Linked DNA regions of Mus musculus: region 2 is linked to region 1. The links are chromatin loops, found by intact Hi-C in ENCODE. Cell type or tissue: heart. All regions are shown on one strand.

The links. Peaks named below come from ENCODE experiments on the same cell type or tissue, not always from the same donor. Only the 100,000 strongest peaks of a DNase experiment are listed, where the experiment ranks them.
Region 2: it touches region 1 in a loop (2.5-fold over the local background); 2 of 42 quality-filtered maps call a loop at or near these places.

Annotation. Positions count from the first base shown.
Region 1 is chr6:112,490,579-112,498,578 of GRCm38, forward strand. It overlaps a transcript of Oxtr not described here. Among named protein-coding and RNA genes, the nearest start is that of Oxtr, 4.8 kb to the left of the region's middle. In heart, a CTCF peak has its summit at 4,337 (motif pointing right); DNase peaks (open chromatin) are centred at 413 and 4,383; H3K4me3 peaks cover 536 bases; H3K27ac peaks cover 284 bases; H3K27me3 peaks cover 4,447 bases.
Region 2 is chr6:112,778,272-112,786,271 of GRCm38, forward strand. Srgap3 (SLIT-ROBO Rho GTPase activating protein 3) reads right to left here. Exons shown (of 22, transcript NM_080448.4): 5 at 2,602-2,787. Among named protein-coding and RNA genes, the nearest start is that of Gm26799, 82 kb to the left of the region's middle. In heart, a CTCF peak has its summit at 3,629 (motif pointing left); DNase peaks (open chromatin) are centred at 110 and 3,300.

The DNA.
Region 1 (8,000 bases):
AGAATCCCCAGCCCAGGAGCCCCGACAGTCAGGGGCTTTGCACCTTCGTCCAAGCTGTCACTTTTCAGTCTCTCTCGGTACACCCTGAGCACCTCCCGGAACCAGAGACGTGAAACGCGCCAGATCCTTCCCTCCGAACCTGAGGGTCCTACAGGTAGGTCCTAGGCATCCTGTCGCCACAGTGCGCAGGACCCAGCCACTTGAAGCGAGACTGCAGGTTAGCCCAAAGTTGCCTTGCCACCGGGGAAGTTGCACCACAGTGGATGGCCTCAGAGATGCATGGATTCTCCGCCCAGATTGGGAAAGCTGCTGGCGCCACCCTCCGTGCCACCAGGGGTAGAGATCTCGGCGTCTTTGCAAACTCCTACCTAGCCTGCGGCTTTGCTGGTGGCTGGATGCCTTAGGAAGGCAAGGGGAGAGCGCCAGCCAGGCTGTGAGCTGACCGAGTCAGCGCGCGGCGCTGTCTGAAGCTTTTCCACAACGGGAACCCTGAGCTGCGGCACCACATATGTCCGCTAGGGGGCAGAGCAAACCGGCCGCGGCGATCCCAGTGATCCGGGTCAGCTAACCCGGTAGTCGCTCAGATTTATTTCATAGTAGCTTAAAATTCCCAAACAACCCACCTAGCTCCTTCCTCTCTCGGTTTAGCTCTTGACGTTCTCAGAGATATAGGAACCTTGGAAAGTGACATTTGTTTTTCCCTGAGTAAATTGTAATAAAGACGCATTTCTTCGCCTTTTCGGTTTTTTTTTTTCCTTTACATCTTTTTAAAGAGAGCTCAGCTTAAGTTCTGTCTTTGGACTCGCTTTGCTCACATTCGCTTTAAGAAGAAATGGGAGATGTCTGCCCCTCCCACCAGCCTTGAGAGAAATCTTTATTTTAGGCTCTTTATGATGGAAATCTCTCTCTCTCTGTCTCTCTGACTCTCTCTGTCTCTCTGTCTCTCTCTCCCTCTCTCTCTCTCTCTCTCTCTCTCTCTCTCTCACACACACACACACACACACACACAAACACACACACACACACACACCCTGTATCCCCGCCCCACCCCCAGTCCGTCTGTCTGCGTATAAGGTTATTCTGCTTCTCAGTGGGCCAAAGGCCACCTCTGCCTTCTTACCATGCTTCAAAATTAAAATCCTAGCTGGCGCCAGAGCAAGATTAAATGTGAAGGGCTGCCTCTCCACCGCGTGGTCCTTTCCTATTTTGAAATCACTTTTTGAACTGATTTACAATGACCGAGGACCAAAAGGAACAGAAAGGGCCAAGGCTGGGGAATGAACAGGGCTCTCTAACGTGATTAGATGCATGTTTTATCCTGACATGTTATTTCTCCCTCTTCTAATTATGTGGAGAGACTTAAGTGATCCTAGACCAGTGGTTCCCGAATCTGCAATTATAGCACTGTGCCAAGATCTCCTAGGGGCAGAGTCTTCCAGGACCCTGCTCCAAGGTTCTACACTCTCCATGCCAAGGAGGCTTCGGGATTCCCTGGGCATTAGTTAATGGTGAGAGGCAAAGGCTATCATCTTCTCACTCTGGAGTTGTATCACAGTATTACCATTAGTATCTGTCACACACATGACAGCCTAAGGTTACAAAACACTCAGGTCAGGAGTGACCTAACCTGAGGCCCCAGGCTTCCCATCTGTAAAATAAGGGGGGTGGTCCTCCTATCATTCTGGTTTTCTTTCTGTGTATGTGTGGGGGCAGGGAGGCATATGCTGTGTCCCACATGGGGAGGCCACGCCACAGGCTCAAGGGTGAGTCTTAAATTTCTGCCTTGTTTGAGACAGACTGTCGTCTGCTGCTGCGTATGCCAGGCTAGCTGACCTGGAAGCTTCCGGAGAGTCTCCTGTCTCTGCTTCCCATCTAGTCACAGGCGCACTGGAATGACAGGAAGATGCTAACAGGCTTGGCTTTTACCTAGTCTCTGGGGATTGAAACTTGGGTCCTCACCTTACTAACTCGCTTTGCCCACTAGGCCGTCTTCTTGGCCCTCCTTTCTTTCTAAAGTGCAACGAGTGTGGCGTTATTCCAGTGGGTCCAATATCCCTGTTCCACCCTGTGGCTGGATGAGGAAGGATCAGCCTCGTGAGCTCATGAGTAGGACATCTGGGAAAATGAATGTTGGGCTTGCGGAAGGCAGCCTGCTCTTCCCCTTTGAGGAGAGCGGCTATCTGGGCCACGTTAGTCAGCCACCTCGCCAGCACTGGCTCCCCTTCCCTACAGGCCCTGACCTGTGTAGTCTTGTGTAGCAAGTGATCCTTGTGGATTTCGTAAGGACCACTCAGCCCAGGCAAAACCCAAGTTCTCTAACTTGGCCTGCATCTGAACAACAGAGTCAGTCAGACACTCACAGCCTCCTGGTTTAATCTCTCAGTATGTGTGGAAAGCAGGCAAAGAAGAGAGGCTCTGCTTGCCTAGTGACCTCCTCTGAAGGTCCCTGGGGAAGGAGAAGGCACACACTGGCATCCTTGAATCCTAGCCAGAGAGAAAGACGCCTTTCTATTTCAGTGTAGTGAGGATGCATTCTAACAAAAGGTGGGCAAAGCACTTGGTCCTAGAGAGATCGCAGGAGGTAGTTTCACCAAGGAAGTCATTGTCCTGGGATCAAAGATGACAGGAGTCCTTCCCTGAAATGCCAGTGGAGTGGGGTGGGCATTGGTGATCCCACGTGGATGTGATGAAGTGTTGTCAACTTCCATTACACAACACACAGGATGCTGAAGGGTCCCAAAGGTGTGTTCCCCAAACACTGGAAGCATTTTCCATGATGGTGCTCGATTTGTAAATTTAGCCTGAGTGACACTGAAAACGACAGGAAATGTAGTTCTTTTTTCTGCCACCCGCTCTTTGGCTCACCAAAAACAAAGTCTGATAGAGACTGAGCCAGGAGCTCCAGGAGCAAAGCTTATTGGTGTGCAGTAATCACATGATAAAAGCCCACAACTGATGGTGCGAGAGGAGCTGAGGCTGAGCGACAGGTGGTGGCATGGACGGAGGACAACCACAGAGAAGATGGACAGGAGAGCCTGGCATCAAGACTCTGGTGGCCCGGGACAGAAGTTATGCCCGTGTGTGATGTGATGTGTGTGTGTGTGTGTGTGTGGAGTATGGTGAGACTGGAAAGTTTATTAACCAGAATCGGCTAAAGCAGGGCTTGAGAGGCCTCGGTGGTTGAGAGTGCTTGCTACTCCTACAGCTTCAGCTCCTCAATGATCTCCATCCACGATGGAGTGCTTACAACCTTCTATAACTTCAGTGCCAGGAGATCTAACACCCTCTTTTGGCCTACAAGGGTACCTGCATGCGTGTGTGTGTGTGTGCGCGCACACACACACATGCACACACACATCAATTGGGCTTGGGTGTACACATTCTTTAATCCCAGAACTTGGGAGGCATAAGCAGGTAGGTCTCTTGGAGTTCAAGGCCAGACTAGTCAACCAAAGCAACGTGGTAAAACCCTGTTTGTTGGTTGGTTGGTTGGTTGGTTTTTGTTTTATTTCGGTTTTTTTTTTTATAAAGTAAGACCCACGTGTGCAAAGAAACTTATTTAGTTAAGAAATTGGCTTTTGTGTTGTCGAGGCTGGCAAGCCCCAGATATCAGGACCCAAGGGCAGACATGCTGCTGCATTCAAGGCAAATGCATTTACTGCAAAATTCCTTGATCGGGGAGGACATTCTTGGGTTGGCATAGGACCTCCAAGCGGTTTGATGGAGCCCATTCCTACTATGGGGCAATCGGGCAAGCCACACCACTAAAATAATAATAATGATAATAATAATAATAATAATAATAATAATAATAATAATTCAATTTAAATGTTAATTTTATCCAAAAACAAAACAAAACAAAGCCCCACACTCTCACTCCCACAGAATAATGTTTGGCGTCCAACCATGGTCCAGCCAACTGAGACCCCAAAGGAAATGTCACACAAGAAATCCCACTGTTGCTTTTGTGCACACCTCCCCACCGCCTCCGTGGCTGAGCAAGGTGGGCATTGCATACACTGGTGCTTCAAAAGGCCCAGGACACAGCGGGATGGGACCTCTCTGTGCACTTATTAAATATGGAGTGGTGGGAGAGGAAATGGAAGAGAAATAAGCATTTCCCACGGCTGTTCCGCTCTGTTGAGAGCAGGATCACCACCTGGGGCAGACAATCTGCCTGAAGAATGACCCCTGCGGCATCCCCCCCGGGAACGGGTCGTGGGGTTTAGTAGCTTGGTAGTTTTCCAGTTCCGGAACATTTCGTCTCTCTGCAGTCAGTGAGGAAATGAGTGGCCACTGCCTCCAGTCCCTTCTCTCCCTGAAATCATCTCTGCTTGGGCTCCTGCCTCCAGGAGGGGTCAGTAATGCACTCAGGCCTGATGGTGCTGAACACTTGGCCACAATCTTCCTGCTGCTGACAGCCTCGCCCTTGGCCTCCTTCATTTGCTACTGCCAGCAAGAGACCAGGGACAGCAGGACATGTGGACTGGCCTGGCCTGGGACATTCAGGGGTTGGTTGTGTTCCGGTGCCAGCTTGGAGCTATAACTTGAATTATTCTCCCAGCCGGAATCATTTTGGACTCTTCACCCTGTGTTTTCGTTCCAGTGTTCCTTGGAGGGTAAAAAAAAAAAAAAAAGAAAGAAAGAAAAGCATGCTTTTGTATTAGAGAAAACTGTGAACTCACAGTGATAAGCATTACTCTGTGGGTTTAACCACCTTTCGCATGAATGACCGGTTCAATGAACTGTTCTAAGACAATGTTGACCTTCTGAGGCAGTGCAAGCAAGCAAGAGTTAGTGTGTTGGAGGAGTGTTTTACAAGGAGGCCTCCTTCAGCTCTGTGCCTGGAATCAGGTTTCCAGGAAGCAAGGGCCTGGCCCCAGTACTTGATTTATTGAAGGATGTTCTCGGGAACCAGTCATTTTCTGACCACATTCCTGTGTGACTTAAGTCCTTTTCCCATGCTGACAGTCCCCACTTCTGGAGTGCCCTGTGAAAATTCTCGTGAAATTAGCCTCCATCTTTATTGCCAGTGAAGCCAGGTGTCTTTTCAGTTCAATGAGACAAAGTATATGGGCTGGAGGTATACTGAGCCTGTAGCTCCTTCTAACCTAATTGCTGTGCTGGGTCCACCAAGCCCTCACTTCGGGGGTGGGGGCCTTCCCTGCCACCCAGGCCCTCAGAGAAGACTCCAGTTTCTGAGGCTCAGCAGGTGAGGCTCACAGATTCTCTTTATACCATGAATGCTCCATTCTGCTGATGAGTGCCTCCTTGTGTTCCCAGCTCCCTGTTCTTTGTGCAGACATCCATTACTTTCCCCATCATCTGTGCCTATCAATAAAAATGTGGCCAGAAAATGACTGATGGGTTCCCGAGAACATCCTTCAATAAATCCACCACTGGGGCCAGGTCCTTGCTTCCCGGAAACTTGATTCCAGGCACAGAGCTGAAAGAGTCCTCCTTGTAAGAAAGTATGCCATTCATATTCGAACAAGGGGAACAATAGCTGAGGTAAAACAGGAGGCTTCACATTGGCTATAACAGTGCACATCCTGCTAACGAGTGGCTTCAGAAGTGTGCCCTTTCTAGCTGGACAATGGCGACTTAGTCTAAGGCAGCAGAGAAGAAGCAGAGAAGAAAGTCTTCCTTGGGGAATCAGAAAGCTTAGAGTAAAGTCAGGCTGTTCTTTCAGAGAAGAAAAGGTTTATTGTGAATCAAGATCTTTGGAATCTGTTTATCCTTGGAGGAGGAGAGGCTTGGAGAGGTGAGAGCAGTGTAGACCTGGCTGAGGGCCTCGTGAGCTGCAGGATGCTTGGGGTTATGATGTCTGCTCTCCAGAGGAGGAAACAGGAGTTCAAAGATGGGAAGGCACTTTCTCGAGGGCACACATCTGGCTCCGAAAGGCAAACAAGGCTGGTGTAGGGCATAGGCCATGGAACCTGGCCAATGTGGCAAGGGACTTTGATCTCTACTCTGAGAATCCTGGGAAGCTTTGTGGGCCGGGGAGGGGGCGGGGGGGCAGTGAAGAGAAGAAATGATGGGTTTTGTGATGCTGTGTTCCATCAGCCTGGGGCACAGATTGGGAGAGGACAAATGACACAGAAGAATCAAAAGCTGCCGCAGGGCTGAGGACATGGTTCAGTGGCCAAAGTGCTTTCTCCACAAAGCCAAGGGCCTAAATGTGACCCTTGACACCCACATGCAAAGCTACACGTGGGGGTGTACTCCTATAATCCCAGGGCTGAACAGGTAGACACAAGAAGACAAGAAGATTCCGAGGCTTACTGGCCATCCAGCCAAGCCAAATTGTTGAGCTCCAGGTCAATGAAAGACCCATGTCTTAGGGGACAGTGCCTGAGAAATAACACCAGTGTTATTCTAGACACACACACACACACACACACACACACATTTATTCACACACATACACATAAGGTACACACACTCTACAAAAAAAGAAGAAGAGGAAGAAGGAGAGGAAGAGGAAGAAAGAGGAGGAGGAGGAGGAGGAAGAAGAAGAAGAAGAAGAAGAAGAAGAAGAAGAAGAAGAAGAAGAAGAAGAAGAAGAAGAAGAAGAAGAAGAAGAAGAAGAAATGAAAGAAAGAAAGAAGAAAGAAAGAAAGAAAGAAAGAGAAAAAGAAGAAAGAATGAAAGAAAGAAAGAGAGAAAGAAAGAGAAAAAGAAAAAGGAAAAGAAAAAGAAAGAGAAAGAGAAAAAGAAAGAGAAAAAGAAGCTACTCCTATCATCCAGGCAACAGTGTTGCTGGCATGGGCAAGCAGTGCAGTGATTGGCAGGCAGTGTAGACCCCTGTCCATGTTACACCAGGATCATAAATGAAGCCAGGCTGCAAGCACATGCTTCCAGCCAGCCAGCCACCTACAGACTCAGGAAAGGCCCAAAACCTTCTTCCTGAAACTGTTCTAGAGATAGAAACTGTTAATAGTCTTTGGGACCAAATGGACCAGGGGACATAGAGTGGTGGGCACTGAAGGAGTCACAGCAATGCCTGAGAGGATCTCTAGAAGCCAATGGAGACACAGCCAGGCTTGACTCATCCAGGAATGCAAAAGAAACAAAGCTCTCCTCCTCATGGGCCAGTTTATCTGCTCATCTCTGGGTGGAGGCAGACGCTCTTGGGGAAATTCCTACAGGCTAACGGTTCCAAACATGCCTGCCTCCTGCAATAGACAACCTTAGCTCCCCTCTTCCCTTGGCTCCAACCACCCACTAACTTTTCTGTTTCAATTTTTAAAACTTAGAAAGGTATTTCTCCTCAAATAGACACCTGGCAGAAGTCTGCCTCCCTGGGATACAGAACTTGAGTTTACAGAATATTTTGTTTTGTTTCCTGATCTGTCATGCATAAACATTTGTTCCATGAATATGTTCAAAACACATATCCTGCACTCAATAGAATTGCCCCTGAACTGTAACACAGAAGGGCCATATACTCATTGGCATTGAACATGGCCAACCAGTGCTCTAAAGCTAGGTAAGAAACATGGCCATGTAGTTTGGTGGTATATGCTTGCCTAGCCCAAGGCCCTGGGTTCAATCCCCCAGTACCTTGAAAATAAAAACAATCAGAAAGACCAGAATCCCTGCGTTCCTCCTGACCCTGGGGTGTGGGAACAGCAGCTTGGGCAGGCGGAACACAGAGACATTAGACTGCATTTACCCTGAGCCACGGCTGTCGGTTGCTGGGTACACACGGCTTAAGGGACAGGAAAGCACAGCCTAGGGTGTGAGAGGCCAAAGCTGTGGTTCCCAGGATTCCTGGACATCCAGACATCACCGGCTGGGAATGAGGGTAGGAGTGGGGGGCCCATTGGCCTTCGATGAGGAGCCCGGGCCGGGAGTTCTCAGACTCCTGGACATCCAGACACTGCTGGAAGTCTTGAAAGAGCTGAGAACAGAGGAGACCCACAGGCTGAGGACAAGCCCAGGGTGGGGGACTCGGGCTTAGCTCATAGGTGAAATTCCTTAGTTTAATGGCAGTT
Region 2 (8,000 bases), 290 kb after region 1:
ACTGAGTTCATTTTAGAATTGAAAAGGACAGTCATGGCATCTTAGCTGAACTCATCTATTTATAGGCAAGGAAATGAGAACTCAAGAAGAAAAGTGGCTTGTCCAGGAGCCAAGTTGCTAATTAGCATATGACTACACCAGGAATGAGCCTCTACAATCTTAGCCAGTATCTTTCCACCCAGGCACTTCCTCTGGAGAGAAACCTTGCCCCAGTGAGCAGCCACACTCTCATTCTCCTCCAATTCCTCAGATTACCAACAATCTACTTCCCGTGTCTCTCGGTGTGTCTATTCCGGACATTTTACATAAGTTATTTTGTAGAGCATGTGGCCTTTTGTGTCTGGCTTCTTTCACTTTGGGGTTCATCCACATTGTGGCTTGTATCAGGACTTCATTCCTTTTCATGATTGAGTTCCATTCAAGTAGTTTTCATCTTTTGGGTATGATGAACAGTGCTACTGTGAACATTCACATACAAATTTTTATACAAATATGTTTTCATGCCCCAGGGGCAGACACCCAGGAGAGGTGCTACTGAGACACATGGTAGCCTGGTCCACTGAAGAGCAACCAGATGGCTTTCCACAGTGACAGAACCACCCACATACACAACCTGTCCCTGACACTGGTGCAAGGTTCCCTGATTTCCACATCTGCATCCCTGCTTCTTCCTGCCAGCCTTTGTTATCGTGGTCCTTCTGGTGGCTTGTGAAGCACTATTGAGCTATGGTTTTTGTTTACATTTCCTTCATCCTTAGTGATGCCACGCAGACTGCTCTGTATTTACAGACCACCTAGACAGGGTCCTAAGGATTGTCTATTCAGATGTTAAAGAGATGGCTCAAGAGGTAAGATCAGTGGCTGTTCTAGAGGACCCAGGTTTGATTCCCAGCACCCACATGGTGGTTCACAACTGCTTATAACTGCAGTTCCAGGGAATATGAATCCTCTTCTAGTCTCTGAGGGCACCAGGTATACAAGTGGGGTGTATATATGCATGTTGACAAAACACCCATAGACATAAAATATTAAAAAAAGAAATGTCTATTCAACTTTATTTATTGCCCATTTTGGTATGACATCTTTGTCTGGATTTTGGGTCTTCCTCAATTTCAAAAATTATACCAGGACATGCACACACACACACACACACACACACACACACACACACACACTTTTATATGCTTCCCTGTTTACCCAGGTTCTATTGGGTTTTGTTCCCATCCAGTCTGTAATTTCTAACGGATCCTATAATCATAGAGTTAGGCCCATGGAAGAGCAGATAAACATCAGACACAGTGGCTGGCATATAGAAGAACTCTGCAAATGTTTCCTGGTGCTGGGGAATAGATGGATATAGAGATTCAGCAAGAAGATTATAGCTTTTGAAGAAGAAAGGAGAGTTAGAAGTCACAGATGTGTCCTGCCCTTCAAAACTCTCTGGCCATAGCAGACATCATTAACCGATCTCAGCACCTTTTCAGCTAAGCCTTGATATAGCTTCAGAATCCTCAATAGAGCATCCTGGGCAGCCGTTATCAATTTATCAGAGCCAACATGAGCAATGAGACGTATTTATCAGATTTAACAACTGAAACTCAGGGATCAGTGTTAATGTAGCATTTAAAACCCCAGCTCAGAGGTGGCAGAGAGGGCTCAGTGGGTGAAGTGGTGGCTGTGTGTGCATAAAGACCTGTTTGGATCCCTGACATCCATGTGGAAACTAAATGTAGGTCTGTAACCCCAGAGCTGGCGGAGGGGCAGAGACAGGAGACTCCTGGGGGCTTGATGGACAGCCAGTCTAGCCAATGAACTACAGGTTCAGAGACAGACCCTGTCTCAAACAGGAAGGCAGAGTGCAATAGAGGAAGGTATTTGATGTCACCCTCTGGTCTCTACATAGACACAAGACGGTGAGGACCACATCTGCATACGATTGTGCATACACTTGCATACAATGTACGCAAGTAAACAAACGAATAAACCCCAGGCTCCAAATCTTGAGCTCCCTCCACCATGCCTACAAAAAGCCTTGCAGCACCCATACACAGTGATTCTGAAGCTATGGTCTTTGACACAGCAATGGCAATTTCACAACAGACTTGTGACGGCTTTAAATGTTAACCTGACAACCCAGAATTGCCCAGGAAGAGAGTGTCAATGAGGAACTGTCTACATTGGGTTGGATTCTGGACACGCCTAGAGGAGATTGTCTTAACTGAGTGACGTGAGATGGGAAGACCCACCCTGAATGTGGTGACACCACCTCATTGGCTGGGTCCTGAACTTTGTTAAGTGAATCAAGCTAGCTTAGCATAAGCGAGCAATTGTGTGAGCACATGTGTTCCATCCTCTCTGCCCTTGATTGTGGATGTGATATGAGAAACCGTTTTCAGGACCTGCTCCCTGGATATCTCTGCTGTCGTAGACTGTAAGTGTGAGTTAAAGTAACTCTTTCTCCACTAAGTTGCTTTTTGTCAGGATGTTTTATCCCAGCCACACAAATGGAACCAGGCCAGGCTCCTTCATCCTTCATGCGAAGGAGGAGCGGCTGAGAGCACCGCTCTCCTCTCCGTGCTTTGCCCCATTCCTCTCACTCACCTTCTCCTTCATCTTCTCAATCTTCTTCACGGAGCTGCGGCGCTGGGGTCTGTCCTCGTGCCGGAGCAGGTTCATGCTTAGCTCTCCTGACTTGTTAAACTGTTTCTCCTCCTGCTTCTCAGCCTCCTTCAGCTTGCTTTCTGCACTGATGCTCTCTGCATGGTACATGTGGTAGGTTTTCATGACCTGAGGACAATGCGTACAAGAAACCAATAGGCCATTATGGCTCAGCACGGTACATTCTGTGGTCCCTGGCCCCACCCCAAGGGCCACAGAACTCTTGCTTTCCCATTACACATTCACCTTAGCCTCTTTACTTCTGCACAGAGTCCCTTAGGGCTGGAAATGAAGATGCTCCTCAGGTGAAACAGCTTTATCGTGAGTGACATCATTATCACCCTCATCATCATTATCATCATCACATCACTGAGGCCCTACTAAGTGTCAAGCATGAGCTAATAAACAAAAAATTAAGAAGAGCCACGACAACCTACAAGTGATATGGTAAGCCAGGCTCTTGCTGGCCATCCTCTCTAGTCCTGCCAGACGTGATCCGTGTATCCTTCTTCCTTATCTCCACCCTGAAGTCAATGGAAAAGCCCTAAAATGGGCTTTGCACACGGCCCTGTTACATAACCTAATAGATACTCTGCGGTCCCTGGAATACATTCAACCTTAGCTATACAAAGAATTCCAACAAAGCAAATTGCACTCTGCTGCTCAGCTTCTATTACAAAACAGGATATGATTATAACAGGGGGAATTCTGAGCCTGAAGTTGCATCCTGAAACCTTTCCAAGCTTACAAAGCATCCTATGAATGAGACACGTAGCCAGCGCTTCCTCTCAGATCTTGATGGAGACTCCTCTGCAGCCCACCCGACAGGGCTCACTTTAGTAGTTTCCCCCAGGGCTTTGAGAACCCACTTCTCACTGATCTCATCCACTCCAGTATGCCAGTTCCAGGACACTCTTTGTAAACCCCACAGCCCAGAAAATATTGTCAGTGGTACGTGTTTGACATCTAGTGGCCAGAAGGAATGAGTGCAGCCTTCCAGGTGAGCGACAAGGTCCTGTTGTTCCCAGGGTCTTTAGGCTGTGGTTCACAGCAAGCATTGAAGATAGTCAAGAGTTGGTAGCACCTACTGCAGTTGTCCCTTCAGATGCTCCACGATCCCTCTCTGCTCAGAGGCATTCAGCTTCTGCTGCTTGTATCTACACACACACACACACACACACACACACACACACACACACCTCCTGGGTTCAGTGAAGATTGCTACATCAACTTTTCTACTTCAGCTTTCCAAGTCTGTTTATCTCAGCATCAACCTATCATCCTCACTGGGTAATGCATTGGGGTGGGAGAAGCATTTCTACATGTGTCTAGATCAATGGTTCTCAATCCCTGGGTGTCAAACCCTTTGGGTACAATCTTTTCACAGGGACCACCTATTACATATCATGTATTTGCATAATAATAACAGTGTCAAAATTACAGTTATGAAGTATCAATGAAAATAATTTGATGGTGGGGGGCCACCACAACACGAGGAACTGTATTAACGGGTCACAGTACTGGAAAGGTTGAGAAACGCCATGCTGGATCTTCTGCTCAGCCATCCACATGTGCATCTGTCTAACTGCACCAGGGCAGCATCCCAGATGGGTGTTCCGCTTCCCATGTTTTCCACCTGCCTCGGTTTCTTCCTCCCACCCCACCCACCCCCTGCCATTACCTCAATTTTTCACACACACACCCTTGAGCCACACAATGCTCCTCCTATGCCCTACAAGCCAAACTTCCCAGGATCCTTCCTGGGCTGTTCTAAAACTCCCATGCATGAAGAATAAAACCCGAGAACCTGGGGCTCAACTGTCTATGATCCCATTGATGGCTGGTCCCAAAGATAACAGGGAACCCAACTGCACATGGTGACATGGCAGACAGCTGCCACTGAAGAGTGTATTTAGAGGCCTCTCAGAAATGAGTTGATTTATGCCGGAACCCTCAATTGTTGCCTTTATTTAATTACAGTTATCCTTTGGTATTCATGAAGGGCTGGTTCTCAGTCTGCCTCATGGATGCCAAAATCTGCAAATGTTCAAGTCTCTTATATAAACAGTACCACAACTGCACAAAGCCTAAGTGTGTCCTTCTGTAGGCTTTAAGTCCTCTCTAGGTCACGTACAATATTTAATGGAATGCAAATGTTATGTAAGTAGATTACTGAGTATGTAGTAGTTACTGAGAATAATTGTAAGAAGAAAGTCTGTTCATGCTCAGTGTAGACTTTTCTTTCTGAATATTTCCACAGGTGCAAAACAGACAGATACCCAGAACCAACTGGACCTGAAACACAGACTTCAGTAGGGTAAGAATTTAGTTCAATAGCCTACAAGAGTCTACTTGATGTTCCAGTTCAGGACATGTAAAGTTGTATTTAAGCTTGCCTGGTACTTCAAAGTTTACAAGCATCTTTCTATCATCTGCATCCATTGAAGGAGCATTTCAAGCCATCCTTAGTACACTCTTGGAGACAGTGGGACATCAGTTTAAACAGCAATGTCACATAAGGCTTACTGAGCACCTCCTACATGATGAACCTTGATCTAAGCACCCACATCCACCACAGTATTTCTCATTAATAACAAACAAACAAACAAACAAAAAAACAAAAAAAAACAAACCAAAACAAACCAAACAAAAAACAAAAACCATGAAAAGGCACCTGTGAACTCTGATTTATAGGGAGGACCTAAAAACACTTCAGTCATCTTCCTTGAGGTCAAAACACTAGCATTGCTGGAGTCAAGGTTCAAAGCCAAGATGTCCGACCCCACTGTGGGAGTCTAATGAGCACAGGATTGTAGGTCCCTCTTACTATGCTTTTTCCACCATGCAAAGGGATGACAGAATCCTAAAGTCCATAGGACTTCAGAAGAACTTGGATTCCCAACTATCCTATAACATCCTTGGTGTCTATGGAGAGGATGGGTGTCTTCATGCTCTCCTAGTGTCATTTGGACGGGAGGATGTATAGGTACTTTATAAACAGATGTGCATAGTGACTGGCCTTCAGAAGCTATACACTAGGGTGGGGCATATGTCCTTTTTTGCAAAAGGCAAAAAAATCTCCTAACTGAAAACATCCAGGAAATCTAGGACACAATGAGAAGAAGAAACCTAAAGATAATAGGTATAGAAGACAGTGAAGATTCCAAACTTAAAGGGCCAGTAAATAACTTCAACAGAATTATAGAAGAAAACTTCCCTAACCTAAAGAAAGAGATGCCCATAAACATACAAGAAGCCTACAGAACTTCAAATAGACTGGAATAGAAAAGAAATTTCTCCCACCACATAATAATCAAAACACCAAACGCACTAAACAAAGAAAGAATATTAAAAGCAGTAAGGGAAAAAGGTCAAGTAACATACAAAGGCAGAACTATCAGAATTACACCAGACTTCTCACCAGAGACTATGAAAGCCAGAAGATCCTGGGCAGATGTCATATAGAACCTAAGAGAACACAAATGCCAGCCCAGGCTACTATACCCAGGAAAACTCTCAATTACCATAGACAAAGAAACCAAGATATTCCATGACAAACCAAATTTACACAATATCTTTCCATAAATCCAGCCCTACAAAGGATAATAGATGGAAAATACCAACACAAGGAGAGAAATTACACCCTAGACAAAAACAAGCAAATAATCTTTCAACAAATCCAAAAGAAGATAGCCACACAAACATAATTCCACCTGTAACAATAAAAATAACAGTAAGTAACAATCACTTTTCCTTAATATCTCTTAACATCAATGGACTTAATTCCCCTCAAAAAAAACACAGCCTAACAGACTGGATGCATAAGCAGGACCCAGCATTTTGCTGCATACAGGAAACACACCTCAATGACAAAGACAGACATTATCTCAGAGTAAAAGGTTGGAAAACAATTTTTCAAGCAAATGGTCCCAAGAAACAAGCAGGAGTAGCCATTCTAATATCAAATAAAATCAACTTTCAACCAAAAGTTATCAAAAAAGATAAGGACACTTCATACTGGTCAAAGGAAAAATCTACCAAGATGAACTCTCAATTCTGAACATCTATGTTCCAAATGCAAGGGTACCCACATCATAAAAGAAACTTTACTAAAGCTCAAAGCACATATCACACTCCACACAATAATAGTGGGAGATTTCAACACCCCACTCTCAGCAATGGACTAATCATGGAAACAGAAACTAAACAGAGACAGAGTGAAACTAACAGAAGTTATGAAGCAAATGGATCTAACAGATATCTATACAACATTTCATCCTAAATCAAAAGAATACCTTCTTCTCAGCACCTCATGGTACCTTCCAAACTTGACCATATAATTGGTCACAAAACAGGCCTCAACAGATACAAGAAGACTGAAATAATCCCATGCGCCCTATCAGATCAGCACAAAATAAGGCTGGTCTGAAATACCAACAAAACCAATGGAAATCAGAGATACACATGGAAGCTGAACAATGATAACTTGGTGAAGAAAGAAATTAAAGGTTTTTTTAGAATTTAGTGAAAATGAAGATACATCATACCAAAACTTATGGGACACAATGAAAGCAATAGTAAGAGGAAAACTCATAGCTCTGAGTGCCTCCAAAAAGAAAGTAAAGAGAGCTTACACTAGCAGTTTGACAGCACACCTGGAAGCACTAGAACAAAAAGAAGCAAACACACCCAAGAGGAGTAGATGGCAGGAAATAATCAAACTCAGGGCTGAAATCAACCAAATAGAAACAAAAAGAACTATACAAAGAATCAACAAAACCAGGAGCTGGTTCTTTGAGAAAATCAACAAGATAGATAAACCCTTAGCTAGACTAACCAGAGGGCACAGGGACAGTATCCAAATTAATAAAATCAGAAATGAAAAGGGAAAACAAAACAAAACAAAACAGAGACCAGAGGCTGGGTCTGTTGACCCCTAAGGCCTGGCCTTTTCTAGTAATTCTGTTGCCTTTCTTGGTATTCATGTACCTGTCACAGCTTTCCAGATGCCCAGATACTGGAAGGAAAGTGGTGAAGATCCTTCAGATCCTCATTCAAGTGCAAAAGATAACAGACAACTTGGAAGTCAACAGCATCCATAAGGAGACATGGTTTATAGGGCATCAAGAGGATCAGTTGCTAGGAAACATCTTCTAAAAGATACAGTCTAGGTATACTTTGATCCCCAAGAAGGGCCACATTCTGAAGCATTTGAGTGTGCCTGAACTCCTGGACCAAGCCATTAAAAAGACATCTAGGAAAAAAGGGAAGTCCTACAATTTATTTGATCACCCATGTACTGGCTAGTTTTGTGTCAACTTGACACAGCTGGAGTTATCACA